2 separate regions of the Mus musculus genome follow, and region 1 is linked to region 2. The links are chromatin loops, found by intact Hi-C in ENCODE. Cell type or tissue: left cerebral cortex. All regions are shown on one strand. Each heading gives the region's core, and the rest is flanking DNA. Links, peaks and the distances in the headings are about the cores only.

Region 1 (16,057 bases), core at 3,941-11,940, 92 kb after region 2:
AAAACCTGCCATAAAGACAAAGAAAGGGCATCACATAATGACAGAAGGATCACATATAGAAGACATGACAATTACAAACATAAATGTGCTCAGAAGACCTAAGTGTATGAAGTAAACACTGCCAGGGCCAGAGACAAAAACAGGCAGCAACACAATAGTACCAGATTTCAATATTCTACATGTAGTAATGGATACGGCATTCAGACAGAAAATCAATAAGGAAATGATGACTTGAACACATCACAGACCAAATGGATATATCAAAAGCATTCCACCCTGACGTGGGGGCGGGGGGGGGGGGGACGACCCATCTATAATCCCTAACAATGGGGCTAACAATGGGTTGGAGGTTTGCAACTTTGAGACTAGCCTTGGCTACATGGTCGAGAATCTGTCTCAAAAAAAGAAAAAAGAAGGAAGGAAAGGAGAGGAAAGGAGAGGAGAGGAGAGGAGAGGAGAGGAGAGGAGAGGAGAGGAGAGGAGAGGAGAGGAAAGGAAAGGAAAGGAAAGGAAAGGAAAGGAAAGGAAAGGAAAGGAAAGGAAAGGAAAGGAAAGAAACGAAAAAACCCAACAAGAGAAAAAAAGAAAACGTTCCCCATATTCAACAACTGCCATCATTCATTAAGAACACACAGAACACTCTTCATGATAAATAACATTCTAACACACACACACATACACCAAAGCACAAATTTAAGATTGATATCATGGGCTGGAGAGATGGCTCAGCGGTTAAGAGCACTGACTGCCCTTCAGAGGTCCTGAGTTCAATTCTTAGCAACCACATGGCGGCTCACAACCATCTGTAATGGGATACGATGCACTCTTCTAGTGTGTGTCTGAACACAGCTGCAATGTATTCATATAAATAAAAAATAAATAAATCCTTTAAAATTAAGAAAATAAAATGAACAACAACAACAAAAAAAAAAGATTGATATCATACCATTTATTTTTCCAGCTCTAAGTGTGTGAAAGAAAAATAAAGGACAGAAGTAAAACTGGAAAATACACAAGTTTGTTGACATTAAACACACTTCTCCAAAGAATTCAAATGAATCTACAAATGCTCTACTATGGAGACATAGAAAACCTAGACAGAGCTAGAAGTAGTCAAAGAGTGAATCAGCGGTCAGAAACCTTCTAGTAAAGAAAGGCTAAGCGCGGATGCTTCACTGCCCATGTCAGCAGCCAGCAACTGCTTGATCAAGAATCATTAGGAATCTTAGGAAAGAACCTGTCTTTCCTAGTCTTCCCGAGCTCTCCTAAATCGGAAGAGGAGAAAGTACTTCCTAACTCATTTATGAGTCCAGCATTACACTGACACCGAAAACTAGGTACTATAAGGTATTGTAAGAAAAGAGAGCCACCGGCCAACGTGCCTAGGAATACAGACAGACAGAGAGTTCTCCAAACAAGCAATGAAAACAAGCCAAGTACAAATCAACTGCATTGCCAAAAGGAGCGTTCTCCACAGTCATTCTGAGATACAAAGTCAGCGTGGTACACACCGCAGCAGCACAAGAGAATTAAACTCTATCATAATGTCAATAGATACAGATCTCATATGCAGGCATTTACATCAGGCAAGATGCAGTACAACGCTCAACAAACTGGGAGGAAAGGAAATTGTTATCAGTGTAATATCGACCACTCATGAAAAGCCCACGGTTCACATCACAGTTAATGGCAGAACAGAACAATTTTTTTTTTAAAGATCAGAACAACGGCAAATGACCACCCTCACCTTTTCTGTTCAATACACGCCTGGAACTCTCAACCAAACAACAAGAAAGAAGGTGTTCACACTAGGAAGGAGGGAACAGAAATACGTTTGTAGATACGACAATCTTATGTGCAACCCTCCACATGTGTCCTAAAATAACCTATTAAACTTAATATACAAATCCAAAAGCCTCCAGGATCCAAACTCAATATGCATACACACACTCACACACACATGCATGTACACAATCAGATTGTGTTTATCGCTAACAAGAAACTATCTGGAAAAAAAAAGACAATTTTTAAAATACCAAAACAATGAAATATCTTGGAATAAACAACCAAAGAAGCAACATATTGCTGAAAGAAATTAAAGAGAAAAAAAAGGAAAGGCAGCCCATGTTCATAGATTAGAAAAATTAATTCTGTGAAAATGTCCATAAGTACCTAAACCAGTCTGCAGATCCATTGTAATCCCTGTCAAAATTCAACTGCATGATTTTGTAGAAATAGAAAACCAACCGCAGACTCATAAAGGACTCTGAGTATCCCAAACAATCAACAATAAACGAACAAAACTGCACGTCACCCTACAACAGACATGAAAAGGTTCAAAATAGATTAAAGATTTAACTACAACACTCAAGCTGGAGAACTCCTAGAAGAACCGTCAGAAACAAAGCTCATGACACAGGCTTAGCAATGCTTTACTGTGTGTGACTGCAGCTCAGGCAGCTAAGTCAAAGTGGATAAAGAAAAAGAGAACAAAGACTCCAGAGAAGGTAGAGGGAGGAGGCCCTAGTGAATGGGAGACACACATATGACCTGGAAACACTATCCAAACATCATATTGGGAAATCCACACGTTTCAATAGCAAATATGTAAATAACCTGAGTTTAGAATATGCACAGAACTTAATCGATATTTTCCCAAAGACTACAAACAAATGATCAACAGGTATGGTATGTATGTATGTGTATGTATGTGTGTGTGTGTGTGTGTGTGTGTGTGTGTGTGTGTGTGTGTGTGTGTATACATACATATATATAACAACAAAAAAAACAAAAAAATCAGGGTCAACATAGCTAATCATAAAGAAAACACCAGAATATCAACAAAGTACCACTTGTCAGGGTGGCTACTATTGAGCAATGTTTGTTTGTTTGTTTGCTTGTTTGTTTATCTGTTTGTAGTTCTGAGAACTGCAATGAACTACATCCCTACCCAGGATTGTTATTGTCAAAACCAAAATAACAAGAGTTGCCAGAATTTTGAGTTGAAATAGGAAAACCAGAACCTGTGCACTGTTGTGGAAGATGTAAAACGTTGGAGTGTCTATGAAAAACAATATGGACGTTCCTTTGCAAGTTAAGATTATAACAACATGTAACCAATCAACTCCACTTCTTGGTATTCATAAGAAAATTGAAGTTAGGATCTCCAAGAGATATTTTCATTCCAGTGTTTCTTGAAACCTTTACTCTAGTAGTAAAAACATGCTAAATATGCATCAACAGACAAATGGATAAATAAAATATACTACATACTCACAACCAAATATTATTAACTCATAAAAAGAAATATATTTTGTCATATTGAAACACAAATGAGCCTTATGGACACTATGCAAAAAGAAACACAATTTCAAAATGATAAATACTACATGACTCCATTTGTATGAGTAAAGCAGTTAAAATCATCAAAGCAACATTGGTGTTTTCCAGGGACTGGAGGAAAGACAGAGAAGGCAGTCACCAGCCAAGAAGTACAAAATTTCAGTTGTGCAACATAAAATTACTAGGTATTTGCTCTAACACACTGTTTACAGGTAACAATACTATACTACATACCTAAAGATACCACATACCACAAAAGCAGATCTCTCCAATGAAAAGTGTTTTTAAACACAATTTAAAAGAATAAGTCAACAGATGGGATGGGAGACATTTAAATGCAACTGAAAACAGACATAGCTAAACATTGCAGAGTAACTGCATTGCAGATTGTACTACAGACTGTACTACAAAGAAGCAATGAGGTAGCAAAGAAACAATGAATCGGGGTTAAGACATATGGAGGGCAGAGTCAAGGCTTAGCATAGCTAACCAAGTATCAGGGAGGCTGGAGAGAAAAGGGCCAAGATTTGAAGAAACCACAGTGGACACATTTCTAAACTGATGAAAGTCGGGAATCTACAGGAGGCAGCGTGTAACAATTAAACAGCTCATCGCTTAGAAAAACAATGAACTAGTAAGAAATATGAAGATGTGAAAGATCTCGGAGAGCCAAGGTCTACGTAAGCCAATCGAGTATAAACAAGGAAGATACAAGGGGACCAGAAGGAAGACAGTGATGAGAAATATAATAGTTGAGAGGCACCCAGAAGTTATAAAAACATGAATTCATAAATACAAAGAACAAACACCTAAACATACTACAGTAAAACTCCAACACCAAAAAAAAAAAAAGGCGACCTTAAAGTGACAGACACCAATAGAAATGCTAATATGGAAGGTCCAACCCTAAACAAAGGACTACAGACAACTAAGGAATGCTGAGAGAGAGAGAGAGAGAGAGAGAGAGAGAGAGAGAGAGAGAGAAACATATTCCCCAGAGCAGAGCCCCCAATTGCTATTCAATACCAAAAGGCCAGCCCTGAAATCATATAGATGCAAGCAACACAAAATGGACTGAGAAAGTTGTAGTTATATATTTGGACACACACACAAAGAAAGAGAGAGACAGAGAGACAGAAAGAGAGAGACAGAGACAGAGAAAGGTAGGTAGGTAGATAGGTAGGTAGATAGATTGTTGGTTTAATTTTTTAAGGGGTCAGAAAACAGCACCCCATTGTCTACTGATCACACTGTTTCTGGTCGAAATCATCTGATAACTGAAAAGCTAGCTTTTCTCTTTTCTTTTCTTTTATTATTAAAACATATTATTTTATATCAATATTTATATGTATATTATATTAATTTATATTATATATTATATTAATATAAAATAGAATATAAGATATTATATTAATATTTATATTTTTAATTTATATCAAGGCCAGCCAGGCCTATGTAAGGAGTTTCAGGACAGCCGGGGCTACATAGCAAAACTCTGTCTTGACAAAACAAAACTACAAGTGGCTATCACTCACTAAAAGAACTTTTTTCTCCTTTTGAGACAGGGTCTTAACCTACAGTTCAAGGTAGGCTCAAACTTGGGATTCTCCTGCCTCAGCATCCCGAGTGCTGAGATTACAAGCATTTGACACCATGCCCAGCCTCACCAAAAGAACTTCCAAGGATGTTCATCAGGAAAAAGAAAAAAAAGCTCCAAAGGGAAGCCTCAGATAGACAGAATGAGGATTATTGTTTGGGAAAGTATTTGTAAAATAGCTAATTCTGCACACGGAGGCTTTCAGAAAACAAAGAAGAAACAAGAAGGCTAATGGGATGGCTAAAGGGCAGGTAACAGCAGTTACCACCAATACTGACAATCTAGTCCGTGGGACTCACAGCAGGAGAGAGAGAACTAATTCCTGAAAGTTGTCCTCTGACCTCCACATGCATGCGCAAGGCACTCCCCCACACACACTCAAGTAAACGCAAACAAAACAAATCAAGAAGACTGAATAATAACACCAAGAGAAATGACAATGTTAGTGGTATTTCCTTCCCCAGTGGACTGTCTGGGCACCCACTCTGGAGATTTGACTCTGACCAGGGCTCAGCTACAAAAGCAGCCACCTCAGAGGTCTTGTCAAATGCCAGCAAGCCAAGCCACAAAGGATTGGTAAGTGTTTGATAAGGGGGAAAGGGCAGGGACTCCAGGAGACTGAAGGAGTGAATAAAAGCATAGCCCGTTCTTCCTCCGTAAGGTACACATGTGTTCATCTTACAGCTCTAAGCCCAAACCAAATAAACCACCTCCTAAGAGCAAGAGCAACAGTTTAAGAGTTCAGAAACCTGTGTGACCTTGAGCAGGTCTGAAGCCTTCAGCCTTGGGTGGTATATGTAATGGCTACCTTTGCATATATCACACATGTGCTCTGGTGATAATTGTACTGACTCAGGAGGGAATGTTACCGCATTGACAGCACGGGAGACAGACCAGGCAATGAGTGCACCGCCACACAACAGGTACAAGAACTCACGCAGGGAGCAGAGCCAAGGGGAGTGTAAAAGCATGCAACCCACTTGCTTTTCCATCTACACCTAAAGACGGCCGTCCTAAGTTACTAGAACAGCTTGGTACAGTTGCCACATGAAATAAGAAGTTTATTAAAGGCTTTTGAACTTAGCCAAATTTATAATTTTAAGACATCCCAAGAAATAAACACATTAAAATCCCTCATGCTGATCTCTAATAAGGAATACAGCCTTGTTTTTCAATACAGAAAATCAGCCGGGGCATTGCTGACCCACCAGCAGGAGTGTCAGCAAAGGTTTTCCAAAACACCTACAAAATTGTTTCATTGAAGAAAGAGACATATTTAGTAATATATTTTAGTATAACTCCTATATCGATACTGGCACTATCCAAGAATGGCCTGATAATAAAATAAAAAAAAAAAAAAGAAGAGAAGAAAAACAAGTCTTTCAAACATTTTTATTTTCCTAGACTTACTCGTTACAACATAAAGTGAAACGCATTTTACAGGGATTCTATTCTTTTGTAACATGTCTCTTCTTCACTACGCAGTGTTTACTGCCTTAAGAGTTAATCACTGTTTCCTGTCATATTTACTCAGTTGAGGCCTGTCAACCAGGCACACACAAACCTTTATCTATGAGCACTCCTGGAAGACCACACTGAATGTTCCCAAAGAACAACTCTGTCTCTACTCTACACAGTCATAGGTGAGACAGCAGGGTCACACACTCCTGGAATTGTATGGTGTGTGTGTGTGTGTATACACTCATACATATACGTATATGTGTGTGTGTGTGTATATATATATACGTATATATATATATATATATATATATATATATACGTATATATATATATATGTGTGTGTATATGCGTATAGATATACAATGTTTACTTTATGATTAAGAAATGTTTATATTACCTGCAAATATCAATATAATACTGTTTAGTAATCACTGTATTTATTTATTTTAATTTCTAAGAGTAATAGTGTTTTGGCTACTATCTTTACAAGAAAAAGATCTAAAAGTCACACGAAGTAAACATTTTTTCATAGATATTTTTAAAATATGTCAATATTTTTGTATGGATATTCTTAGTAAGTATGGCTATACTTTAAAAATGTCCTGTGTGATTACAAATAAATGCACATTTTGGCTACCGTGCTGGCATTAATTCATGCACTGACAAACCAACTGGTAACTCTGTTTCACTGATGGCAGGTAGGCACCATGGATAATGCTATTTAAGACTCCAGTGGTCATTTAACAGCCTCCAGCGGTGGCCTCTTCAATAAACACCTGGAACACTTACAAAGCCAGTTTAGCCCTAGCTATCCTCAGTCTTCTACTGTACACTACCTGGGACTGCATTGACATCTCCTGTCAGCTCTGAGTAGGGAGAGGCCTTGTCTAAAGCCTTTCTGCGTTCCCTTCCAGGTCAAAATCAGAGTTAAGTGCATATTCATCGATTAATTAACAGCCACAGCAGAGGGGATGCTTTCCACGGCAACGAGGAGATAATCAGGACATAGTAGATAAAGTAAGCTAAATGCAGGGACAGTTATGTTGTACCAGAGTAGAAACAAGACCACGCAGAGGCTCTGAAAGAACATGCTCAGACACAAAGCACGTGAGTTTACACAGCACAACCGTCCTCGGAAGGTTCAACGAGATGTACAACCTCTGACTGCTAGGCTCTAAAGTGCCCTTGGCTGTGCTTCTGCTCTTGCATGGGAAGCTGCGTGGGGTACAATTCCTTGCTGCCTATTCCTATAAAGCCATCCCATGTCTGTATAAAGAGCCCTATCCACACACGCCTAAACAAGAGGCCGAGCCGTCAAACCCCAGGACACAACCAAGCCACGGGGCCTCTCCACATTAGGTTAACACACAGAATTCTGACCCTAAAACAAAGGTCATCTTCCGCTTGACTCCTCACGGTCACTCTTAAATGACAGGATGTTCTTAATAATAAATCTTTACCTTTGAAAACCTACCGCCACCAAATTCTTTACCCTTTCCTCCAACCTCCTTTAGCCTTTCAGTGAAAATTATGCAGCCGTGTCATCTCTAAGACAACAGTCACGGTGCAAACTGAGCAACAAGGTACGACGGTGGTGACAGCCCTGGTGTCTTCATCATTTCAAGTGTAGGACACAGGAGAGGACAAAGCATTCCCATACAATTTCCTAGTTCTTCTAACAATGGTCTCTGTAGAATTGTGTTCTTATCCCTTCAAATAAATATAGTACATGCAAACCCTACTCTCTAGATAAAACACCCATGTTTGTGCCTCATTTGCCCCTTCGAAAAGCGAGCCTGCCTGTCTCTCCTCCCCTATCTTTTGTCTCAGAACACCAAAGCACTTGAGTATTTTTACTTTACAATCCCTATGAAGTCACTGGTACATTAAGCACTGGAGGACCGATGAGGGGCGTAGACACCCAGAGAGCTCTCTGGTCGGCCACGCAAAGCCTAGAACCCCCTAGTTCCTTAAAACTTGTCAGCAATCAGGCCAGACCCTCTGGAGCCTCCGGGCCCCTTGGCAGGTCGCGGAGAATTTTAAAAACAACAGTGACAGAAAGCCACCTTTCCTGCAAAGGAACCTGCACACACATATAAACACAATCGTCCGTCTCAGAAGATGAAATTACAATTGGCCTTTCTCTTGGTTTTGTTAGACTTCAAATACGGCGAGTGAACATCTCAATCTTGATTTAAAAACAAAAAAAAAAAAAAAAAAAAATTAAACCAAACCAAACTAAACAAAGAAGCTCCTGAGGGCAATTTGATCAGACACAGAAAAATCCTGCCTTCAAAGAAATGTGCCTTGTGACACTCTGAGGAGAAGTACTTAAAACCTGTCCCTGAGTCACGAACACTGGATTGAGGAAGAGAAGAAGACAGCTGGCTTCTTGGGGTTCTTAAATCTTTTCTTTCTCACCTTGGGGCTACAGAAGCTGTAAGTGAAATCTTCCACTCTTCACTGAGAGTATTGCAGTGACATAAAGTCACACACACACACACACCCCTCTACTTCACTGCCCTCTTTATCCCTAAGGTGCCCGTGCCCCCCCCCACCCCCCAATGTGGACCTGATGTTACAAAAAGCAAAGTCATGGGGCAATGCGGGGGTGGGGTGGGGTGTATGTTTGCAAAGGACTCAAAAAAATCCAGAAAAGCAAAGGGCTGAAAGATCCCAGGACAGCCGAGGTGTAAGAGGTTCGGCTGGCTCGTGGGCTGCAGCCAAGCAAGCATCCATTCACTCGAGTGGGGGGCTGGGGGCGCGACCAGAATGTTGGGGTGCTCACGAAGCCACTCTGGACGCCCACCCTCTGCCCTCCATCACCCTCCGCATCCCCTCAGGCAGGACCCCCTCCGAGCAGAGGGCCGCCCCGGGGCTCCCCGCGTAGGGACGGGAAGGACGGGGAAGGGGGTCAGGCCGGGCTCGCCCAGGTAGCCGCGCCGGAGGCTCGGGAGACTCACGTTCTCCGTGTCCCGCTCGTTCACCGTGGGCAATGGCGTCCGCGCCGACATCTTGCGCGGGCAGCGGGGTCGAGCGGGGGGTCCGGCGGGTCGCGGGCCGCGGAGGGCTTCGGCGAGGGCGGGCGCGCGCGAGCAGGCCGCGCCGGGGAGCGCGCGGCTCCCGCAGGCCGCGGGGCGGGAAGGCGGGCGAGGACGCGGGGACCGAGCCGCGGGGACGCCGGTCGGGCGCGGAGGGCCGCGGCGGGCTGAGTGGAGAGCGGGCGCCCCGGAGCTGCCTCAGCGCGGCGCCCGGCGAGCGCGGCCCTGACAGCGCCTCCCGCACGCCGCCTCAGGTGAGCGCCGCCGCCGCCGCCGCCGTCGCCGCCGCCGCTGCCGCATCCGCGCCGGGCCCCGCGGCCCCGAGCCCGCGCGCCGCTCCGCGCCGTCCCCGCCGCGATCAGCCGGAGCCCTCGGCGGCCGGAGCCGGTGCGCGCGGAGCGGCGGGCGCGGCACGGCACGCAGCGCCCCGAGGCTCTTGGCGGCCGCCGCCGGGTGGGCGGGCGCCAGCCGAGGGGCCTCTCCATTCATTCCCTCATTAGGGATGCGGGGCCGCCTCCGCCCGCCGGGCCGGATTTCATTAGTGACTCGCCCCACCCGCGGATCAGCCTGTCCCCTCAGAACCTCCGGCGGGCGTCCTGCGATTTGATGTTGATTCTTGTGTGGCTTTTAAACCGGCACTGGGGACACATGGGGTTCGTGCGAATAGAGAACGATCCCCCTCCTTCCTCCTTTTTTATGTATTTTTTTATTTGTTTCACTGGAGGGAGCATTGGGTACCATCCATCCTACTCTCCACTTGGCCCATCCTTAAATTCTCCTCTGGTTTAATTCCTGGTTTTCTTCGAGCCTTCCTTCAGCATCCTTCTGCCCTGAGGTGTTGTTCAGGGGCAGGCGTGGACAAAAGGCACAAAAGCCTCATGAAAGGAGCTGGCCCAGAAAGCATGTGGAAGAGGGCTCCCCGCACCCCACAGCATCCCTGGAGTGGGTGAGACTTGATGTCTACAGTGGCTGATCGTCACTTCCTGGGATACAAGGAAGTGTCACTTAGGCTACTTATTCAGAGAGAGTAAGAAGGCTGTCTCTGTGGTCTGTCTGGAACTCTTCCTTCCAAAAGGCTGCTTTGCCTTTCCCTCCACCTGCCACTCCAGGTCCTGGGCATATTTGTCCCCATGCAATGTTGTCATTCTTACTCTGATATTTTGCACACTTGGCCTCTAGGATAAAACTTTACCATCTCCCTATTCCTTTTCTTTCTTCAACCTCAAATGGGAATCTTGGGATGATGGGAAACTCCTCTTTCCCAAATGCATCCATTTGAGGAAGAATTCCTGTGCCAGATGGTTTTTATCCTGACTCATTAAAAGTTGTTTCTGAAAACTTAACACTTGACCCTTAAAACATGGGCCAGAAGAACCTAAAAATAGCAAACCCATATCTTGAGGGAATACACACACACACACACACACACACACACACACACACACACACACCGTATGTAGTCGCTTCTAGAACACGAGCTGCATATTTATTTCTCAAGCATCTTATGTTGTAAGTACTTCTCAATTCCACAGAGCAAATGAAAATCCCAAGACCACTTTGGTGGCCATCTCTACTGTTCAACTAGCACTTAGGCTTTGGAACTAATGACAAGGCCACAGCCTGCATTATGGTGTGCCTCTGGGAATGGCACACTTTTAGAGTCCTTCAGAAATCGGGGTTCACCGAGATATACTGAAGCATGAGTTTGTACTTTTCTCATCAGCTGGAGGTTGTGCACTCAGCACCCCTGCTAACACAGAAGTCCCTTGTGTTCCAACTATGTCTGCATTAGCCTAGCAATAAGCAAGCAAGGTGCTCCCCCCATGCAACAAGGCTTCCACCAGTAGCTTAGATGTCATTCTTCAAAGGCTATTCACATGCTATCCCCTGTCCTCATTCCTCTGGTAACCCTGATGGGTATTTCCATTTCACAAAATTCCTCTGACTTGACTTATTCACGATCATAGCTACCTCAGGCTAATGAGACACAGAAGAAGATAACTGGAATGGCTGGGGGTGTTCAATGGTGTACCAGTCACAAGACCGTGAGCTCACCCCTGTGAGAGATGGAGCTAATTAGAGACAGAGCTCAAAGGGAAGCCTAGGATCTGAGCCCAGTGGCTTCCACACAGACAACTCTTAGCTACATTTTGCTCAAGTAGTGAAATTGGAATTGAGTGGTTATTATTTAAAGAACCCAGTTTTATATTGTTATATTGTTGCTAAGGAACTTTCCTAGCAAAGGGGCTACATCAAAGGGAATGGTTATTTTTGTTTTTCTTGTTCTCTTTTTGTTTTTGTTTGTTTCCAGACAGGGTTTCCCTGGCTGTCCTGGAACTCACTGGGTAGACCAGGCTGGCCTCGAACTCAGAAATCAGCCTGCCTCTGCCTCCCAAGTGCTGGGATTAAAGGTGTGTGCCACCACTGCCTGGCTTCGGGAATGATTTGTAATAACCCAGAATTATAATTCTATTGAGTAAGATAGACAAGAAATAACTCTACCTTTAAAAACTAGCATTTAATTCATGGCAACACCCACAGTCCTAGGTTTGGTATATAGTGAAAAATGCACTTTTCATAGGTAAACAAACAAACAAACAAACAACAAAACCTCCATTAAAAAAAAAGTTGTGTGCTCTTCTGCTGCAAAACGGCATAAGGGGATGTTGGGATGTTGTCAAACTGTTTAACCCTAGTCCTTAATAATGAAAATGCCACAAGCAACGTTTTCCTACATGGGTTTTTATAACTGTGACTTTGTGAAAATGGCAGAGGGAATGTTCTAAGGCTTCTAGCAATTCTCTTTGGGGCTATTTAAAAAAATGTGACGTGTAGTTTAGAAGCTTCTGGGGTAGAGTGATTTAAAAGTTTGAGAAGAAAATTGAGGTTCTGCCAAAACAAGAAAAATGGAGATCAACAATGTGCTAAACCCAAATGGATGGCGGCTAAAGAGTGCTGTTAACCATGGCCCCATGGAAGAAATTTTGTAACTACACTGGCCACTACTGGCAGCACTAGCTACTCTTGGCTCCTCCCCGCTTGAGAAGTCATTTGAATTTTTATTGATTTCATCATAATTTAAATTCAGAAACAAGTTTGATTCCATGTTTGGGCATTTTAAAAGTTATTTAGAGAGAACATGACTGTTGGAATCTACTTTTTTTTTAAACTCCAGATGTTCTGAAACCTAAACAAAAATCAAGTATGTCTCATGAAGATGTATCACCTAAGGACGGGAGAGGTGGCTCAGCAGGTAAGAGTGCTTGCCACATAAGCACAAAGCCCTGAATTTGAATCCCCAGCGTCGTGTAAAAGCCAGATATGGCCACTCTGACTGTACCCACCTACTGTGGGGGTGGAGGCAAAGGATGTTTAGTTGGCTTGGCTCAGCTTCACTGAGAGACACTGTCTCAAAGAAGTAAGGTGCATACACTACACACATGTAGTATACACATGCCCCACCCCGTGTGTGTGTGTGTGTGTGTGTGTGTGTGTGAGAGAGAGAGATACACACACTAAATAGCGCCTGATTTAGGCTTAACTCTAAGTAGCAAATGTATATGTTTTAAAGAGTAGGAAAAGAAAAGATGTAAGGTGCCTCTTCAACTGACATGCATTGCATATTAAAATGTAAACATTTTATATATTAAATTAACTAGAATATATTATTAAAATTATTTTCAGCGTTATTTTGTATTTTCAGATGTAGACACTGAAGAATGCATGCTTGTATAAATGGCTTACATTACATGTCTGGTGCATAGCCCTTCTCTGTGAGTTCAAACTGAGAATAAAGAGATTCAAATGCTGAAGAGTCAAAGACCTTGATTAGAAGCTATCAATTATTTATTCTGTGGGAGAGTGGCACCCAGCACACACGTATTGAATAACATGTGCCCAACAGGCACTGTTCAAAGAAACTGTTCTTCACCTAATAATTTCCAGCCGTAAACAGCATCATCCTTTAGAAGAATTCAGCAAGAAACATGCTGAAAACATACAAAGAAGCATGAACAGATCATAGTCTTCTGTGAACAAAGAATTGGTCAGGTGTGACAGAGACAGCAGCTTTAATTGTAAGTTCATAAAACTACAAATGTACTAAATAGGAGGTACTAGCAATGCCTGATGTCAAGACCTGCAGAATGTCTCGGTGGATAAGGGCTATTGTGGTACAAGGTGGACAACCTAAATTCTACCCCCAGAACCCATGTCAAGGTGGAGAGAGCTGGCTCTGAGGCATTACCTCTGACCTCCACATACATGTGCCCCCTCCCCCGCACCAACCACATTCACAATAATAAATAAGTTAATTAAAATTTAAAATAGATCTAATATCCAACATGCATGACTGGAAAATCGTTATTTATCGAGGACACATTTTTGTTTCCCATTCTATGGGAGACTTATGCCTTTCCATCTAACCACTCAAGATGACGACAGGACAGATAGTTCTATATGGTGACAAAGAGGGAACCCAGCTAAGAAAGCAGGCTCAATGCCCACTGAGAAAGAAACGTTATTTCTTTTCATAAATAAGCTGGGTCCTGATTGCACCCCAATGGCTAGCGAGGCATGCTGTCCCATGTGTTGACGCTCATCCCTCAGTGTGGAATGGATGAGAGTTTCAAAAGAAAAGAGATATTGCACTTTAAAAGCTGTATGGCTGGCCTTGAGAGGTAGTTCTGCTGGTAAAGTGCTTGCTTTATTAACACAAGGGCCAGAGTTCAAGTTCCAGCACCAACACAGAGGGTGGGGTATGGTGGTGCACACTTATAATCCTAGTCACTGGGCTTGCTGGCCAGCAGCCGAGCCTAGTCAGCCAGCCCCAGGTCCTAGTGAGAGATCTGCTTTTTTAAAAAGGTGTGGGGGAACAAAGTGGTTGGCTCCAGAGCAGTGACACCCGAGGATGACCTCTGGCCTTCATACATTTATATACACACACACAAGTTAACATTTAAAACTTCTAAGGCTGAGATTGGGAAGAGGGCTCAGACAGCAAAATCTTTTCCATGTAAGAAAGGAAGAGCTGAGTGCTCCCCCACCTCCAGTGCTGGGAGTGCTCTCTCTGGTCCAGTGCTGGCAAAGTGACTACGGCAGGATCTCCAGTCCAGCCAGCCAGCCTAATCCATTGATCAGTTCCAGGTCCCGTCAGACCCTATCTCAAAAAATAAGGTGAAGAGGCAATTGTAAAAGATACTTCATGCTAACCTCTGCCCTACACACACACACATATGTGCACACACATGCCGGTATATCCGCGATATTAAATTTAATTTAATTTTAAAAACTCAGCAGTCAAGAGCACTGCTACTCTTTAGAGTACCTGGGTTCCATTCATAGCACCCACACGATGGCTCCCTGCCTTCTGTAGGGATCCAACATGCTCTTCTGGCCTCTTTGGCCACCAGGCACACACATGGCATACATACAAACAGGTAAAACATCCATAGGTATACAATTAAAAGAAAATTGAAAAACTAAGGGACTGCCTCTAGCAGTGTATATACCTCACCGCCACCAAAGCCAGCCCCAGAGTCAGCTCTTGCCATCACAGTCATTGGCGCTACCCACTATGCTCACAAGTTTGCTACCATCCATATTCAAAACCAGTGGCACATCCATAGCTCAGTGACGGACGGACTTTGCCTTCCATCCCCCCAGAAACTCTCTGATCAGCAAAGCTGGGCTGTCTGGAATTCCCCGGTCACCCTGTGCTGCTCACCCCTCCATGCCTGGCATCTGTTCCCCCTTCTGGAATGTCCTCCCCATCGTTCTACCCGACAGTCTCTGGCTGACCTTTCAAGTTCCTTGGGAACCTTCCCTGGTACCTGCTCCTCCCTATGCCCACAGCTGACCGATCACCGTGCCTGTGCCTAGGTTAGCTTTGCCAATTGGACAGTCCTTCCCTCCTGATGTTCCCTTGTGCTGTGTCTCCCACTGATCCCTACCCAGCTGTGAGCTAAGCAATACCACCTTTGAAATCCTCCCCTCACCCAAAGCCTACTATGGTGCTCAGAAATTGGCATATGCCCAGTTTCTAAATGCTCCATGTTTGGAGATTCCCTCTTCCATTTCCAGGGTCTCTTGAATTTTGAAGAAGCATCACAAAGGAATTGAGAATGTTATAAAACAAGTATTAAAAATTATACTCAGGGGATAGGAGTAGATCAGACTTCACACACTGTACAGAATATGTTCCCAAATGTCCCCAATAAATGCTATTGACTGGGTAGGAAACTGGCTCTGTCCTGTCTCCCATAGACAGGTAGCTTTAACACAACGCTGGACGTTTTACTGTCTGTGGTCTTCCTGCAATCCTTTTATCTGTACTGAGAAATTGGTAGTCACTAGTCCTTTTAACAGAACACTCCTTCAAGCAAGTTCCTACATAAACCAAGCTATACTGACATCAAGCAGCTGGTCAGGAAATAGTCCTTCCACATAGGTTATAGAAGTTAAAATGGAACTATACAATAAGGGTATGTTAGAAGCCATGGAGCTGGGAAATCAACCCCAGAGAGCAGTCTTCAAAACCCGAATGGCTCAGTGGTTAGCGCTTGTCTAGATTCACAAGGCCCAGGATTTTGCACTCAGGACTGAAGGCAAACTTAAT
Region 2 (16,057 bases), core at 5,298-13,297:
CCCTCCACCGGCAGCTTTCCAGTGCGGTTTCCAATGTCAAGCACTGACCACAGCGTTACTTTCCTTTCAATGACAAGCTCTGAGTACATTTTCTATTTCTCAGGAGTGTGCAGATGGGGCCTGTGTGCTGATATTACAGTAATTACAACATTAAATAACATTGCACAGTCAACCTCCAAGGCTAGTCAGTAGAAAATAATGAGTATTAAAAAGATGTGCCTTTTCTAGTGGCTTTACGTCGCATACGTCACTAATTATGAAAGAAGGCAAATGACCAGTTACAAAGCTCCACATGACTGGAATAATGATGTGGAAGAAACAGGAGAACTTGGGCAAAATATTGAAAACAAAGGAGTTTTGAGGGAGCAGAGTGAACCACCAGGCAGCATAAGTCCGTAGTGAACGGGCATGGAGAGCACGCCCTGCTCACAGGCCTCTCCGGTTACTGACAGATACGAGAGTGGTGGGGGAGGGTGGAGGCTGGGAGGACACTGGGGCAGATGCTCCCAACTCGGGTCAATTCCTGAGGCGGCATCATATCTCAGCCAACGCAATCATCGACACTGTACGGATGAGCTTGTGCTATGAGACGTCCCGACACGCTCCTGTTTCCGCAGCTACCCTGCGTCTTCCGAAGGCAGCAAACCCAAGTGCTGGGTTGTTTCATTACAGCCGGCCGGGTGAGCTACGGATTCTTTCAGTCTCTGCTGCTAATTAGCAGGTCAGAAAAACCAGAGGGCCAAGTAAGCTTGGTAAAGACTCAACTCTTCCTCGAGGCGCTTCTGAGTTAGCTCAAGGCAGAGCTGTGACTTGTGTCGGCTTTGTATAGGAGGTCTGGGTGCCACGCCGTAGACATTCTCTAAGTCCCAACCACACCTTGTCTGACCCAGGCGGAGACTGGGAAAGCAGGAGGACTGCGGGACACCAACCCACTGTCAACTTCTGGTTTAAATTAAATGTGAGTTTAAAATAATTTCTATAAACTTCATGCTACAATTTTAGAGACTATTTCTGTGCGCTTTTAATCCTCGACACAATTTTCAAAACAGCATGATGGAGGTAAGAATTTTAAAAACACACCAGAATGTAAATAACAGGGGAAATCCTTTTCAACTCAAAGCATTAAACGTACATTTCTGTGTGGAGATCTAGACAACTATACAGGTTTTAAAGCAATCATATTTTATTATACAACTCTATGAACAGAAAATGAACAGAAATACACAATATACTTACCTGTACATGTGAACCTACTTTTGAAGCTACGATTATTATAGCTCATACTGACTTGAATTTTACAGCTCATAACTATGTATAACCTTATTGCATTAAGGACAATTTCTACATGGGCGATCCACAGCGGGACCACACAGGTATCACCAGTACATTCAGACACTGTACTCAGGTGTGGTGCATCCTCCCTGATCCCGAAGCCTACGCATCGTTACAGCTTAAGCTCATTTGCTATTTTGGATGCAATGTTCTTAAAGGCAATAGATGTCCCAGATATTCGCTTGAAGCGGACCCCGTTGAGTGAGAGCCGAGGCAACTTGCAGACCTCCATCTCCCACTGTACGAGGCTGTCCTGCCGAGCGTCTCCGTGAACGCAGAAGAGCAGGAACCTCTCTTTCTGCTCATAGTCACAGGTGTTGGCATCCAGCACCTTGCGGATCTCCCTCAGCATGTCGTTGGGGTCCATGGAGCTCGTGGTCTTCATGCTCCAGGTGAAGCGCAGGGAGCGGGGCTTGGCCTCTTTGCCCTCGTCCTTGTCTCTCTCTTTGGGATCTCCCGATGAACCTCTACAAGGCAAAGGGGAAATGAAAACCAAGTTGTCCTCAGCAAAGAAGCCACAGCCACGAAGTGTGAGCGGCAACTCCAGTGTACATGCAGTCAGCCCTCAGAGGGAGCAGAGATGCATGTTATCGCCATGCTGTAAACAGGCCTGGGGCACTGTCTACTTTGGCATTTAGCATCTGCAGTCTAAAGCAGCAAACTGTGTTAGGTGTGTGCATCTGTTCTGGGGAACAAATGTGCAGCTGAAAGTGAAAATGTAATAGTTTTTCCTATATTTTTGGGGTCACTTCTAAAACACAGATTCTCTACTTGTCAGACAGACATGCTCCAGATAGCTCGCACACACACACACACACACACACACACACACACACACACACAGACACACACTCTCAAATATACACATACACACATACTTTCATATATACACACACATACATGCAAGCACACACATCTTTACAAAGCTGCACACAGACACACATCAGGCACCACTGGGATTTCTCTTATGAAACACAGTATTGAAGTATAAACATTCTTTGTTTTTATCCTCTTAGTTAGGAGCAATGTCATGACTGCAGAAGAGAGAGGTTTCAGCCCTACAGTCGGGGGGTGAACCACACTGTCAAGATATAGTGGCAGCATGCTTGCTCTGGTTTGGAAGGTGCCTGTGGCTTCCACCCACCCCTGCTTTCTCATTCTCTACTTTTTCCCACTGGGACCTACTGGTCTCCATGCTGTTCCTGTGGGACCTACTGGTCTCCATGCTGCTCCTGGCCTCAGGTCTGTGCTCTCCTCTCCAGTGTCCGCACAGGCCAGGAAGCCTCCCTTGGCTCCAGGGATAACCTCCTCTCGCCTTTCCACTCTTTGCTTCTTATCCACACCACAGTCCCTAGCCGCTGATCCCTGACCTAGCATGGCCACCCCTCCCTAGTCATGCGTTCACACGCACTGACCATTCATCAGGCTTCTTAGCGATGGATCATTTGACAGCCCCTAGATCGCAAGCTCCAGCATGTTTGCCCGCGTCACTCCTGACACACCGCAGGCATCCAGAGCCACACTGGGCACAAGAGACGGCTGGCACATTGAATTTTCTGGACAGATATCTCATAGGTAACACTGAACCAGAAAACCATCTCAAGTAAGCACAGGAAGGTGAACTGAACAGATAGATCTCCGTGATACAGAGTGAGTGCCTGGGGTTAAACATACTGCACTTTTGTCCGAAGATAGATGAGCTGCAATTTTTGCCTATAAACATTCCTCATTCATTTGTGATTTAAGGAAGAAACTGTATCTTTGAAAGACATTTATGTCTCTTCTAGAAATATGTACATATGCATTTACATATAATATATAAAAACCTATTATAAACTATAAAAAGGAACATAAAGTATTTCTTTTCAATCCCAGATATCTGAGCCTCTAAAGAGCTAAAAGCTGCAATCAAGAAAATACATGCCAGACTGTTAAATGGACGCAAAGTATTTACCTAATTGTCCCCCCTGTTTCTCTGGGGAAACCCAGAGAGCATGCCAGCGTAGACTTTTATACTGCGGTGCAAGATTACATACTCACCTAAATACAGTACTCTCGTCAAATTCTCTGCATGTTAGTTACCTCAGTGCTCTGCACGATCCCGGGAAGGCTCACCTTAGTGACGCCATATTAGAGAGGACAGTACCCTTTCACCTATAAATCCCTTGCTCTGACCTACTTTTCTGACAGAACGAAAAGCCCATTTCTTTACCAAGTATGCAATTCCAATTAGTGAGTTACAAACTCAAGGTTGATAAGCTTGAATTTCACTGCATGCTAGGTGACATCAGGAAACCCACCACACTTGGACCAGGAAGGCTCACAGTGCAGATGCCATCAAAGGGTCACGCTGCCCACCACCACACAGGCGTGCGAGCACTGGCACCTGCGGCTCACCTGGCTGTGTCGGCTCTGCCGCTGGCTTCGCCTTCACTTGGATCCCTCAAAAATAAAGAGAAGGTTGAGATTTAACAATTTTAAAAGCAAAAAGATCAAGAAAACCCAAAACTAAAACAACACTGATGTCAGCTTGCTCATTACTGCTGGTTCTGAGTCCTTCACGCTTTCACCACAACACGAAGCCATTGCTTGAGCATCTATCTACTAGATACCGTCAGCAGGAGCTATCAAGGGAAAAGTTAGTTGCTTTAAACACAACCTCCCAATTCCAAGCTACAACTATAATTTAATATTTATCTTTTAGCTTAGTTTAGTATAATCTAAGGTTAAATAGGGTTTAATGATTATCAACATTAAACTTCACATTATTACATGCACGTCTAGAGGCTGTTGCTCAGTCGAGCAAACATGTTAATCTTGCAGCTAAACACAAGCTTGTGTTGTTCAACTAAGGCTGTGCTTAGGAGACAGGAGGCGAGAAGACAGATGAGTGAGCAAAGTTCTTCTGTACAAGCATGAGGCCCTGACTCATGCAAAGCAGTGCACATCTTCTGGAGACATCCTGAGGGTCTAAGGGCCAGTTAGGCCAGCCCAAGCAGTGGGCACTGGGTTTAGAAAGAGAATTTGTCTCAAGAATAAGGTAGATAGTGACAGAGGAGCAAACACAGACACACCACGCACACAGACAGACACAGTGCTGGCAGATGAGAAGAGGAGAGGAGAGAGACTGAGACTAAGAAAGTGAGCCCAGGGCTGAAGAGGTGGCTCAGTGAAGAGTACTGGCTATTCTTCCAGAGAACAGGGGTTCAATTCCCAGAACCTACATGGTGGCTCACAACTGTCCCGAACTGTAGTCTCATAGGATTGACTGCCTTCTTCTGTTGTGCATATATGTAGACAAAACAGCTATACACAGAAACAAGTCTTAAGAAAGGAAGGAGCCAGCATGGTTTTCTAAATACTAATTCTTAAATACACAATGAATTATTTTAGAAGTGCCAAGAATTCATGCACATCAGCCTATACAAGCAGGTGAGGCTAAAAATACAGACTGAATTATAAACAGAACAATAATCTTTTCTAGATATCTTCTGTGAAATAAAATCAGAAAAAATGTTAATTGACTTTACGTTGAAAGTGATTAATATTTTAAAGTTGGGGCTGGAGAGATGGCTCAGCAGTTAAGAGCACTGACTGCTCTTCCAGAGGTCCTGAGTTCAATTCCCAACAACCACATGGTGGCTCACAACCATCTGTAATGGGATCTGATGCCCTCTTCTGCTGTGTCTGAAAACAGCAACAGTGTACTCATACATGAAATAAATAAATCTTTAAAAAATGATTTTAAAGTCTTCCAGAATTCTAACTACCCTGATGTTTGAAGGTAAATAAACTGAGTCAAGTTATAGCCTGATATTCAAATATTAAGAGGTAGCTTATGAGAGAACAAAAGATACCTTGGGAAGCTAGGGAAATCACCATCTCGAATGCTTAAGTTTCTTTAAAAAAATGCTTTAGTCATTTCTACTTTTATGTAAAATGCACACAGCAGGATTAAAACCAGTGCGCCCTCCTCCCATCTTGTGCATTAGCCAGAGCTGCTATATAACAAACTCAGTCTGGGCACTAAACACTACACGGATCCCAAGCCTGCAGGGCTTTAGCTATAGGACCAAAAGGAAAACCATAGCTGTATTGTGCAAAAAACAAACACACACAAAAACAAGCAAACAAACAAACAAACAAAAAACCCCAAAAGAACCCAACAGCAAACCAACCAACCAACCAACCAACCAACCACTATTTTTCAGAACCAAAAGAATAATAAAATGTATTTGTATTCTCAAATAGGGTTTCTTAAATTTCTATTTTTTAAAAAATAATTGCTATTTTCACTAGGTAGAATATTAAATAGTCAGTGCCATCTGTACAAATTATTTTATTATAGCAAACTGAAATAAATATGTTTCTGAGCTGGTTTGCCATGCAGTGCCATGCCAGCTGTGTGAGATGCTGGGGTACACTGCACAGAAGGGCAATGCTCAGCCTTAGCAACAAACAGTGACCCCGCTGACCCTGCAGCAGAGAGGAGACACTTGCACTCAGCAGGACTGTGCTGTCCTATGCATATGCGCTGACACAGAGGACACTGCTGCCGGGCCCAAGCTCTCCACAGCCACAGTGGGAGCTCCCTCACATCTCACTGCTGGTGCTCACATGCTGGTCCAGCCTCCTGAGCAGAGGGCAGCAGTGTCTAAGGCCTAAGGAGCCGGCTCGCGGTGGGAGGCAGATAGGGACACAGGGCCCATGCAGCTTAGCCTGGCTCTGTGACACAAAAACAAATACCACACATCCAGCATTTTGTACTCAACTGGCAGGCATTTGAGGCACAAGATTCCAAGGAGAAAGGACATCACTTCCCTATCTACCGTGCCAGTGACCGACAATCACACTAGCACCTTGCAATGGCTGCCAGTACCGTCCTCTGACTCCCTGTTGACTGTGGGCTTGTCCTTCTCTTAGGTGTGCCACTCTGCACACTTGTACAGTCAGCATAAGGTCACTGATGGTCTGCTAAGATACTTGTGTTTGAGTGTTTAAGGATTGAAACTCAGCTGTGTGGTCCTGCACATAGAAAAGGGGGAGGTTGCTGCCCTTCTTTACCCAACCAAGCTTTCTGTTTGCTTGTGGTAAGTTGTTATGTTTGGAATAACAATCTGCCTTCCTTCTGTGTTCTGGGATTAAAGACATGAGGCACCATGCCCAGCTTCTCCACTCACTCTGGAAGACCAGGGACACTAGAGACACTGCAAGTAAACACCAGTGTTCAAGCAATCAATATGCCTTCTCCATTCACTGACTGAAGGCTTAGCTCATATGAGTGTGTGACATGGACCCTTAGAGACGACCATGCCCTGCCCGTGATGCTCCTTGTTAGCTGCTTAGAGGCAGTCATGCACTGCCCGTGACGTTCCTTGTTAGCTGCATTGTGCTTCAGCCCATGGCTCATTGCTCAGTTGTTTCTTCCATGACTCTAAGACTTGGAGGGCCCAGGTCCCGCCCTCTTTGTCTTTATAGCACTCTGCATAGCCGAGTGTTATGTGGCAGGGCTCACGTTGCATGGGCTGGTATTAATGGGTCACATTTCTATCAGTCTGCATTTGTTTGGCATTCATATCATCTATGTGCAGCACACAGCATGACTAGTTTGTATGAAGTACAGCTATACTATTTCACTAGATTAGTTTGTTAGACACACATTTATCTTGTGTTTATTTTAATGTTCAGGTTTTTACATTTTCCTTGCTTCTTATTTTTATGTGCACTGGTGTTTCCCCTGTATGTGTGACTGTGTGATTGTGTCAGATTTCTTGGAACTGGAGTTACAGAACGTTGTGAGCTGTCATGTGGGCACTGGGAATAGAACTTGGGTTCTCTGGAAGAACAGCCAGTGCTCACAACTGCTGATCTGTCTCTTTAGCCTCTGATTTTCAGCTTTTAAGTAATCATGTGACCTTAAACTTATACAAAGTCAAAAAAGTTAAATGATAAAAAACAAACAAAAAAAACTCAAAAAAAGTTAAATGATGAGTGTGATTTGAAAGGATTTTAAACATACATACATACATAATATATAACGCATATACAATGTAAATAATATTATACATATACACATAAGTATATACTCTCTCTCTCTCTCTCTCTCTCTCTCTCTCTCTCAGCCTAATGGGTAATGTGCTTGCCACCCAGCCCGACGCTCTGAGCTGAAGCCCTGGAATCTCACGGTGAAGGGGAGATGACTCTGACAGGTGTGCTTTGACCCCCACTTTCCACACACTATGGCACGTGGTTCTCCTCCCACCTCAGTAAATAAACGACATAAGAAGATTTAAGCTAATCACTGCCTGCCACTGGTGCCTGACAGAGCAGTGAGGAAGGTTAGTTCTTTTTCTTTCAAGCTTAGATGTGTATTTAATTCCTTCTCCTAAGTAAAAACATTTTAAATCGTAGCTAATTCTTACATTTCTTTCCCCTTCCTTCCCTTTTTATTCTTGGAGACGGGGCCTCTCTCCATAGCTTGACTGTCCTGAGACTGGCTATGTAGACCTGACTGTCCTTTAGCTCAGAGCTCTGTCTGCCTCCTCAGCATTGGGATCAAAGGTGTGTGCCCCCCACTCCTGACAAAATGTTTTCTACGGGAAGTTTTTGCTCTGCTCTACAAAAGCTGTCACTTTTCTTTTGGGACAGGGCCCTCTGCATCCCAGGCTGGGCGCAGATCCCATGGTCTTGATCTTCTGCTCTTCTTGCCACCGCTTCCTGAGTGATGGCTTCCGCAGGCTGGCACTGAACCTTGGGCTTCCTGCATGCCCAGCCACACTTGACAACTGGGCTACATGAGCCCTTAAGTTCTTATTTTTAATTTCTCTTTCTTAAGGAAAAAGACTATCCCTTCCAGGTGTTTTACTCCCAATTCCTGTAAAAATCAGTGAGATGCCATGAAGTCATTCTAGAAAAATCATAGCCCAGGTGAAAGGAAAGGACCAAGCCTCCTCCTCAGCAGAGAAAGCAGCCCCAGCCCGAGGGTACTGACCTGCGGACGAACTTGGAGGTGATTTTGCTGATGATGCCGGTTGACGTGCCCCTTCTGGCATGTGCAAACGCACCCGTTTCGTGGGATGGGGAGGCCGGTGGTCCGTTGTAAGCCGCGCTGCGCCGCTCTCGGAGCTGTTCCCCATGGAAAGTGCTTCGGCTGGAGCTCCCTCGGGGGAAGCGGGTCCTGTCTGGAGTGCTGGCACTGATGCTGTGAGCAGACGGAGAAGCAGCAGGCACTCTCTGAGCTGCACTGCTGGGAGAAATTAAGATCTATTATTTAGAATAATGACAGGAGCAGATTTCACTCAACCTAAAAATGGGGAGGGGAAAGGTGTGGTTATTTCTGTTGGCCCAATGATTTTTATCCACATTAGAAATGAGGTACATGGGAGAATTAATTTACTATATCGTTATACAAGGAGGAGATGCCAATTTAAACTGTATTTTTACTATAGATTCTAATATTTCTGACATGAAGACAAAGCTGTCAGAATCTGGAATGCCAGCCAGAGTGCAGCACGTGCGGTATTTATTACATAATCAGAATATCCAAATCCCAAATGCTTCAAATCCAAAAACTGTCTAAGCACTGATATGACACTACACATGAGAAATTCCATGTGTGACCTCATGCATATCCACTGAAAACACACTATGTAATGAGCTTAGGCGGTGCATGTCAGGCATGCTAGCAATCTAAATGAATTTCATGTTGAAATTCCAGGTCTATCCCATCTATCTCATTATGCATGCAAATATTGTGGAATTGGAAAATATCCAAAATCCCAAAGTCTCCTGGGCCTAGGAACTCCAGATAAAGGGTATTCAACTTGAATGCTTTTAACATATGTTGCTTAGCAATGTACAGAATGGATTTCATTGTTTGTCAAAAGGCCTTTCATAACATCACCCCATGCTTCTTGTTGAGACTCCAGGGGCTACAGTGCTGCATGGAGCTGTCAGTGTGACGGATAGAACCTAATCCTGAAGCAACCGCATGTTAAGATGCCCTACATTCAGAAATCCTACATGAGTGAAACTTAAAAACCGCAAACTGGATTTTATGCCCGAGCGGCTGTCACTGTGCCTGCCCCACTAATACCACACCTACTAGGACCTACGGCTGTGGTGCCAACAGGATTTGGTTCTGTGTCCCATTCTTTGAGCAAGGGTGGGGGTACAGTTTCAAGACAGGGTTCCTCTGTGTCATAGCCTTGGCTGCCCTGGAACTTGCTTCATAGACTAGGCTGGCCTTGAACTTAGAAAGCTCCACTGGCCTCTGCCTTTCCAGCACCGGGACATGCGCCATCATAGCTGGCTCGCTGTGTGTCTCACCTTACTTACTTTTTATTTTACAAGGTTAGTTTATTTGTGCGTGCCACAGAGCATGTGTGTAGGTCAGAAGACAGCTCCTGAGCGCGGGCTCTTTTCTTTCACTATCTGGACTCCAGGGAGAGGACGGAGGTCATCACTCCTGGAGGTAAGCGCCTTTACCATCTGTTGCCCCATCTTGCCAGCCATTAAAATTACTTAAGTGATAAATTAGGCAGCGTTGCTTAATGGGTGGATTAAGAATATTCTTCTGGAAAATGATGTCAGGTAGCTTAGATGACTGCTAACGCACACACTGCTCCTCAGAGAGCTCCTGAGGAGAGAAAGCCACGTAAGCAGGACTCACCCAGGCCGATACGCTTCTGAGCCATCTTTAATGGTTGGCAGTGTAACTTTTATAGGGTGGCCAGAGGTTGACATAGATTTCTGGTGGCGGGGACGTGCTGAGGGGCCAGCAGAGGCCACGGTGGAGCCCGCCGAGGACATGCTGCTGGCAGACATCTCTGTAAGGCTGACATAAAAGAAGAAGTACAGTTACTGAAAGCTGAGAAAAAGATTTCCTGAATCTCAATCAATTGACACTTTCGTGATTGAAACACTTGAAAGAAACAAACACATTCTTAGTGATTAATGAAACAACTCTCCATTTAAGGTGTGACCATTGAAAAGCTCTCAGGTTCTTGTTCTGTGCTTGTGAGTCTGAGAGGGCAGGGCATATTTGTGGATGTGTGTCAGCTACAAATCAGTTGATTACTGTTGGAGTCTTTTTTCACTTATTCTAAGATCAATTCTGTGTGATGTGTTGGTATAAATCTTCCTACATTATTTAAGCATTAAGAACTCATAATTATATGAAAAATGCCATTGCTGCAGACAGCACCTCCTTCAGCTTACATCACAGTGCCGTCTCATGCCATGAGCAACAGGCTAGCCACTATGGACATAAGGAGCTATAGCTTAGTACCGGGGATAGGAGAAACGGTACATTCCCGACTGTCAAGCCTCCAGGACGCTACGGCAGGAAGCTACCGCCGTCCTTGCGTGCTGTCTCCCAGCACTCACCCTGTGTCTACTGCTGAAGGACACCAATGTTCTACCTCATCGCAACCCGTGCCCCATCCTTCTGATGTGATGCCAGTGGTTTTCCAACTACACTAGAACTCAGTACAAAGTCTGTGCTTCTACCTTCAGTTGAGATGACCACACTTGCTTAGAGGAAGGAAAGGAAGCTCTCATTACTTGGGTATCACGTGAGCTGCTGAAGGGTAAGGGGCAGAGAGATGACAGAGGCAGGGTACACAGAGAGAAGCCTCAGTCTCGAGGGTCAGGTTGGGATTGCACACGCTGCTTTGGTACCGAGCTGTATTTGCATCCACGTTGTATCCAGGCCCTGGGCAGCCAGGAGAGGCTACTTCTTACCCTGGCACCCTTCACTGGGGTACCAAGGCAAGCAGCCCCGTGAGAGCGAGCAGCTACTACAGCCTCACTGCTCTGACCTCCTTCCCTCGGACCCACACAGCTATGGACATTTCAGCAAAGCTAACATGCAGCAATGGCAGAGCCACTTGGCTGCTGGGCCCAGTGACAGTCACCTGCTGTCTCTTCCATTCTGCAAGGCTGCGTACCGGTCTGTGCTCCTCTCACACACATACGTATTCCTCCTCGCCATGCTACCGCCAGAATATACGTTGTTCTTTAAGGAGAAGAAAAGATCAATTTAAAAATTGGAACTATATTAGTGTGAAATCAAAGAAATGTGTTTAAAACTGTTAATTACTAGAAAACCTTCACAGCATAATTTTAGCTGATTAGAATCTCACATAAGCAGGATCCAGTTTTTCCTCTTTCTCATGTGTAGATGTTAGAAATAAAAAGTAAAGCAAAACCGAAACCAAGAGAAAGCATGAGCCAATTCACACCCACTAGGGCTTTAGCTTACAGTCCCAGCCAGCACTGGGAAGCCACAGGAAGCGGCTTTCATTTACTCTGTCCAGGGAGCGGCAGGTTGAGTAAGGGCAGAGCAGAGAGCAGCTGCTCTCGATCTCAGCATGAACGGCCCGTGCGGATGGTGTTCCCTCCAGAGGCCTCTGTAGCCTGTGAACATCATAAGGACTAAAGTGTGTGGGCTAGTGCAGCCTGGCTGAGGGTTGACGGATGGCTGTGCACTGCAATCCAAGGATACGGTCCATAATCCCACATTTGAGTTAGGAGACAGGCTATGTCTATAAAGGACAGAAGAAGGGTAGCTAGGACGGGTTATTCTCCTTACCGCTCAGCAGACCCCTGGCCTTATACCATCATGCCTGCCAAACCTTGGCCATGTTACCAGTATAAAAATAGACAGGGGTGACTTTCTGCTTTTTGTGGTTTTGTTTTGTTGTTGTTTGTGGTGCTGGGAATTGAACCCTGTGTCTTGCAGATGCTAAGCAAGCACTTTACCATAGAGTTGCCCCCCAAGCTCTGGAGAAGTGACTTTCAGAGGGATTAAAACAACTCTTCTGTTTCATTCTTCAATGAAAATATCTTCTTATCCAATTTAGCCTTTACAAGTCTTTAAAATACAGTCACTCTAACATTCGTTTAGTATGAGCAGTCAACAGCTATCTCCTCAGCGTCAGATGCAGAAGGGGAAATCATAAGGAAAGTTACACAAGCACAGCTTTAAAAATCGTTCCAAATGCTGAAGAGACATCTCAGCCATCCTCAGGCGGAGGACCTGTGTGTGACTCTCAGCATCTGTGTCCAGGGCTCAACTTCTTGTAACTCTAGCTCCTGGAAATCCAACAACCTCTCCTGGCCTCTGAGGACACCCCCACACATGTAGCAACCACACACAAACACACACACATACACAAATAATACATTGTTTAAAAAAATGAAGGGATAACAGAATTGTCGGAGGATGCACATCACTCCCAAAGAAAGGCTGACTAGATCATGACACACGTGCCATTGATACTTATAAAAGCCATGCAGTTACTACACTGATTTCCATGCTCCTGTCTAGAAGGACGCCACACCATCCCAAGAACAAAATAGATACAGTGTTGACCTGTCGTAAAAAGAATGAAACAGCTATGCCATGCTCATATTTGTTTTCTCTATCGAAAGAAGTCCCACAGAAGGATTGACCCAATCTATTCTACAAGTTCAGACCGAAAGAAATAGACAGCAAAGAGAAAACTATAAACTGTGGCAGAATCTTCTGGCTTACGTTTTTTAAGTGTTAAATAATGTAGTATAATTACTTTGGATGTAACGCTTTTTAAAAGTAAATGAATACAGTCTGAACACTCGTTAGTCACCTCAGCACTGAGGATTCTGAGGAAGCCTCCATGTCAATAGACAGAGTGCAGGCTTGAGGAGACGGTGAACAGAGCAGTTCCCACCCCAGCTAAGAGCTGGGCGGCCACAGCTATGGACAGGCTGGTGAGATGTGGACGGCCCATAGGAGAGCCCACTGGGGACACAGGCCTTGCACAATCTGCAGCATCAGGATTAGGACACAGTAGCACATAGGACAGACAGGAGAGGACAGAGCTGAGTTGGCCATGCCAAGAAGGTTCGATCAGAGGGGACTGGCAGGCTACACAGGGACAGTCTGTTTTTACTGCTATGTGGGGTGCTGGCCTTCCTAACAGTCCTCCAGCTGACAAGGAAGTAAGTACTGAAAAAAATAAGTATTTTTATCATTTCCAAGTAGATGAGGTAGAAGAGGGCAAACAGTCATGCCACCATTATCTATTTTCATTTTCTGTGTATGCACACTTTGCCTGCATGCACGTAGGTATATCACATGGAGGCCAGAGGTGGCTGTTGGAGCCCCTGAGCTGGAGTTCTGGCTGTGCGCCACCATATGGAACCAAACCAGGTCTTCTGTAAGAGTGCGTGCTCTTGATCACTGAGCCATCCCTGCAGACTTGATATACTTCCCACGTGGAAAGTGGCATGCACATCTACTTTTTAGACTAGGAAGTGCTAAGCTGATTATATATTTGAAAAAAGTATTGTCTCAATTACCACACAGAATACTGGCACCAGAAACCATACCGTTTGAGAGGAAGGTGTGTTGGTGGGTGATGGGTGTGCATGTGTGTGTGTGTGTACATGTGTAGAGATCAGAGGACAATTTTCTCACTCTGGGGTCCCAGATGAAACTCAAGTTTGTCAGGCATGGCGGCAAGCATCCTTATCCACTGAGCCATCTTCCTGGCCCTTGCTAAGTTACTGGATTACTTTTAGCTTCTATATTTTACAGCAACATGTTATCTTCTCTTCTTGTGAGGATACCCTAAGTAGTGCAGTGTTTTAAATAGTCAATGCGTAGCCAAACAGCTGACACATTTTATGCCTAAGAATATAGTTAGCATGTTTAGATATAAAATTCTAGGCCTAAAGTGTTTTTCTCCTTCTCCAACAGTTTCGAAATGCGACTGCATCTTCTAATATGCAAACTGTTGATGAAATATCGGAAAGTAACTTAACTCTGCTCCTTCATGGCCGTCAGCTCTCCTACCGACAAGGCTAACCACTCCTCACCTTGCTTTCTGTCCTCACTCACCTCCAGATTTCACCCACCCTGTCCTCACTCACCTCCAGATTTCACCCACCCTGTCCTCACTCACCTCCAGATTTCACCCACCCTGTTCTCACTCACCCCCTGCCCCCCACACACACTTTTTAATCTTTCTTCTTCCTGCTATCTTACAGGACACTACTGTGGCCTCTCTTCTGGTGCCTGATTTAATTTCTAGAGTGTGGCATTTTAGGAGACCTCACAGGAGGAAAGCTGGCAAATTTTTAATGAGTCTGCCCTTAGACAGCAGTTTACCTGTAAATGTAAGATTAAATTCACCAATTTATATCAAATAAATATCACAAAAGCAGGACAAAAGGAGCAGGGATATAGTGTAGCACTCTGAAGAGAGGCTATGCTTTGCTGAGGAACGGGAGCTGGGAGCAGGCCTCTCGCCTAGACTCCAGCGCTGAGAGGCTGAGGTAGGACTGCTGTTGCTGTGAGTTCCAGGACAGCCTGGGCTATCCAGTGAAACTGCCTTCCAAACAAGGACAATGACAACAACACAGAATTCTCTGCAATGTTTCTTCTATTACATTCACAAGATGTCTGCCTGCCCCCCTTCTCATGGTTTTTAAATTATGATTCACTTTGAACCATTTAAAAAGACAAAAGACAAGATTTTATAAAAAAAACTTCTGACACATGAGTGTAAGTGTTGACACAGGAGAGCTCTGACTCACACTTGGGCTCGCTGTGGACTTTTTCCTGTCTGGCCCCACCAAGGGGCTGGCTGTGACTTCGCTCTTTGATCCCACTGTGGTGCTGCCAAGTCTGCGGGCTGTGTCTTTGCCCCACTCCTCCTTCTGTTCACTCTCCACGCTGTTGGCCTGAGGCCTCTTGGTGTATGAGACGGCAGGGGGGATGGAGGGGCCGGCTGCAATGTGTACAAACAGCAAGGTTAGCTGGGAAAGAACTCATATACTTCCTGCCAATAGAACCCTCCTATGCTAACAACATCCACACTGTGTGCTTTACACTCGCCACTAAGATTAAATCGATTATAGGAGAAATTAAGTTGGTTCAGGTCCCACAGAAGAGACCCTATGATCGGTCAGTCACCCAGCGATGCCCGTCTGAGAAGGCCCCGGGAGAGAGGACATGAGAGCATGCTGGGCAGCGCACACTAGGCAGGGCCAGAATGCCCCCTTCTTAGACTTGCTCCCCACCGTGGTCGCTGAAGCGCCTCTGCTTCTGGTTGGCCGAGATGCTCCGCTGGACCTTCAGGTGAGCAGGCGACTGAAGGGTGCTGTTGTTCAGGTCGCTGCTCGGCCGCGACCGCTGGCACAAGCTCCCACTGGACAGTGACTCACCACCTTCGAACTGTGAGAAGAGAGGTCACAAAACGATTCCATGTTGTATGAGGAACAATCAAAACTAAAAAGAGACTTCAAACATGGCAACTGCACAGCAGACATGTTCCACACACCAGGTTACTTGTCTAACCATTGCCTCAAACACGGGATGCATTAACATGCGTCTCCAGGTGGAAAAACCAAGGTCAAGGACACCATGGGTATTCAGGCAGGATGAAATCTAAAGCCTTACACACACACACACACACACACACACACACACACACACACACACGTGTGTGTGTGTGTGTGTATACATGTACAGGTATGTATGTGCACACAGGGGCTATTAAGCATATTTTACAATTGCAACTAAAATTACACTGTTTTGTTTGCTTTTCCGCACTTACAAAACACACTTTATTCTGTTGGCTCTGATTAGAAAATGACTTCCTTCAGCCCTGACCATGGTAAGCTTACAGACACAAGCTCTCTGCAGTCTGCAGCCGTGTGCTGCTGTGAAGCTCTG

What was found. Peaks named below come from ENCODE experiments on the same cell type or tissue, not always from the same donor. Only the 100,000 strongest peaks of a DNase experiment are listed, where the experiment ranks them.
Region 1: it touches region 2 in a loop (2.7-fold over the local background); 2 of 42 quality-filtered maps call a loop at or near these places.

Annotation. Positions count from the first base shown.
Region 1 is chr1:184,990,059-185,006,115 of GRCm38, forward strand. Mark1 (MAP/microtubule affinity regulating kinase 1) reads right to left here and starts at 9,491. Exons shown (of 18, transcript NM_145515.2): 1 at 9,364-9,491. The coding sequence starts at 9,414. It overlaps Gm39728 (a long non-coding RNA gene), which reads left to right and starts at 9,508. Exons shown (of 5, transcript XR_865821.3): 1 at 9,508-9,695; 2 at 12,617-12,694. In left cerebral cortex, for the core only: no CTCF peak of the experiment used is centred there; DNase peaks (open chromatin) are centred at 7,533, 8,186, 8,816, 9,170 and 2 more places; H3K4me3 peaks cover 3,102 bases; H3K27ac peaks cover 2,685 bases.
Region 2 is chr1:184,897,080-184,913,136 of GRCm38, forward strand. It overlaps Mark1 (MAP/microtubule affinity regulating kinase 1), which reads right to left. Exons shown (of 18, transcript NM_145515.2): 12 at 15,403-15,556; 13 at 14,917-15,110; 14 at 11,250-11,350; 15 at 10,004-10,168; 16 at 8,324-8,575; 17 at 3,730-3,774; 18 at 1-1,799. The coding sequence ends at 1,445. Among named protein-coding and RNA genes, the nearest start is that of C130074G19Rik, 22 kb to the left of the region's middle. In left cerebral cortex, for the core only: no CTCF peak of the experiment used is centred there; DNase peaks (open chromatin) are centred at 8,478, 11,232, 11,684, 12,413 and 1 more place; H3K27ac peaks cover 1,579 bases.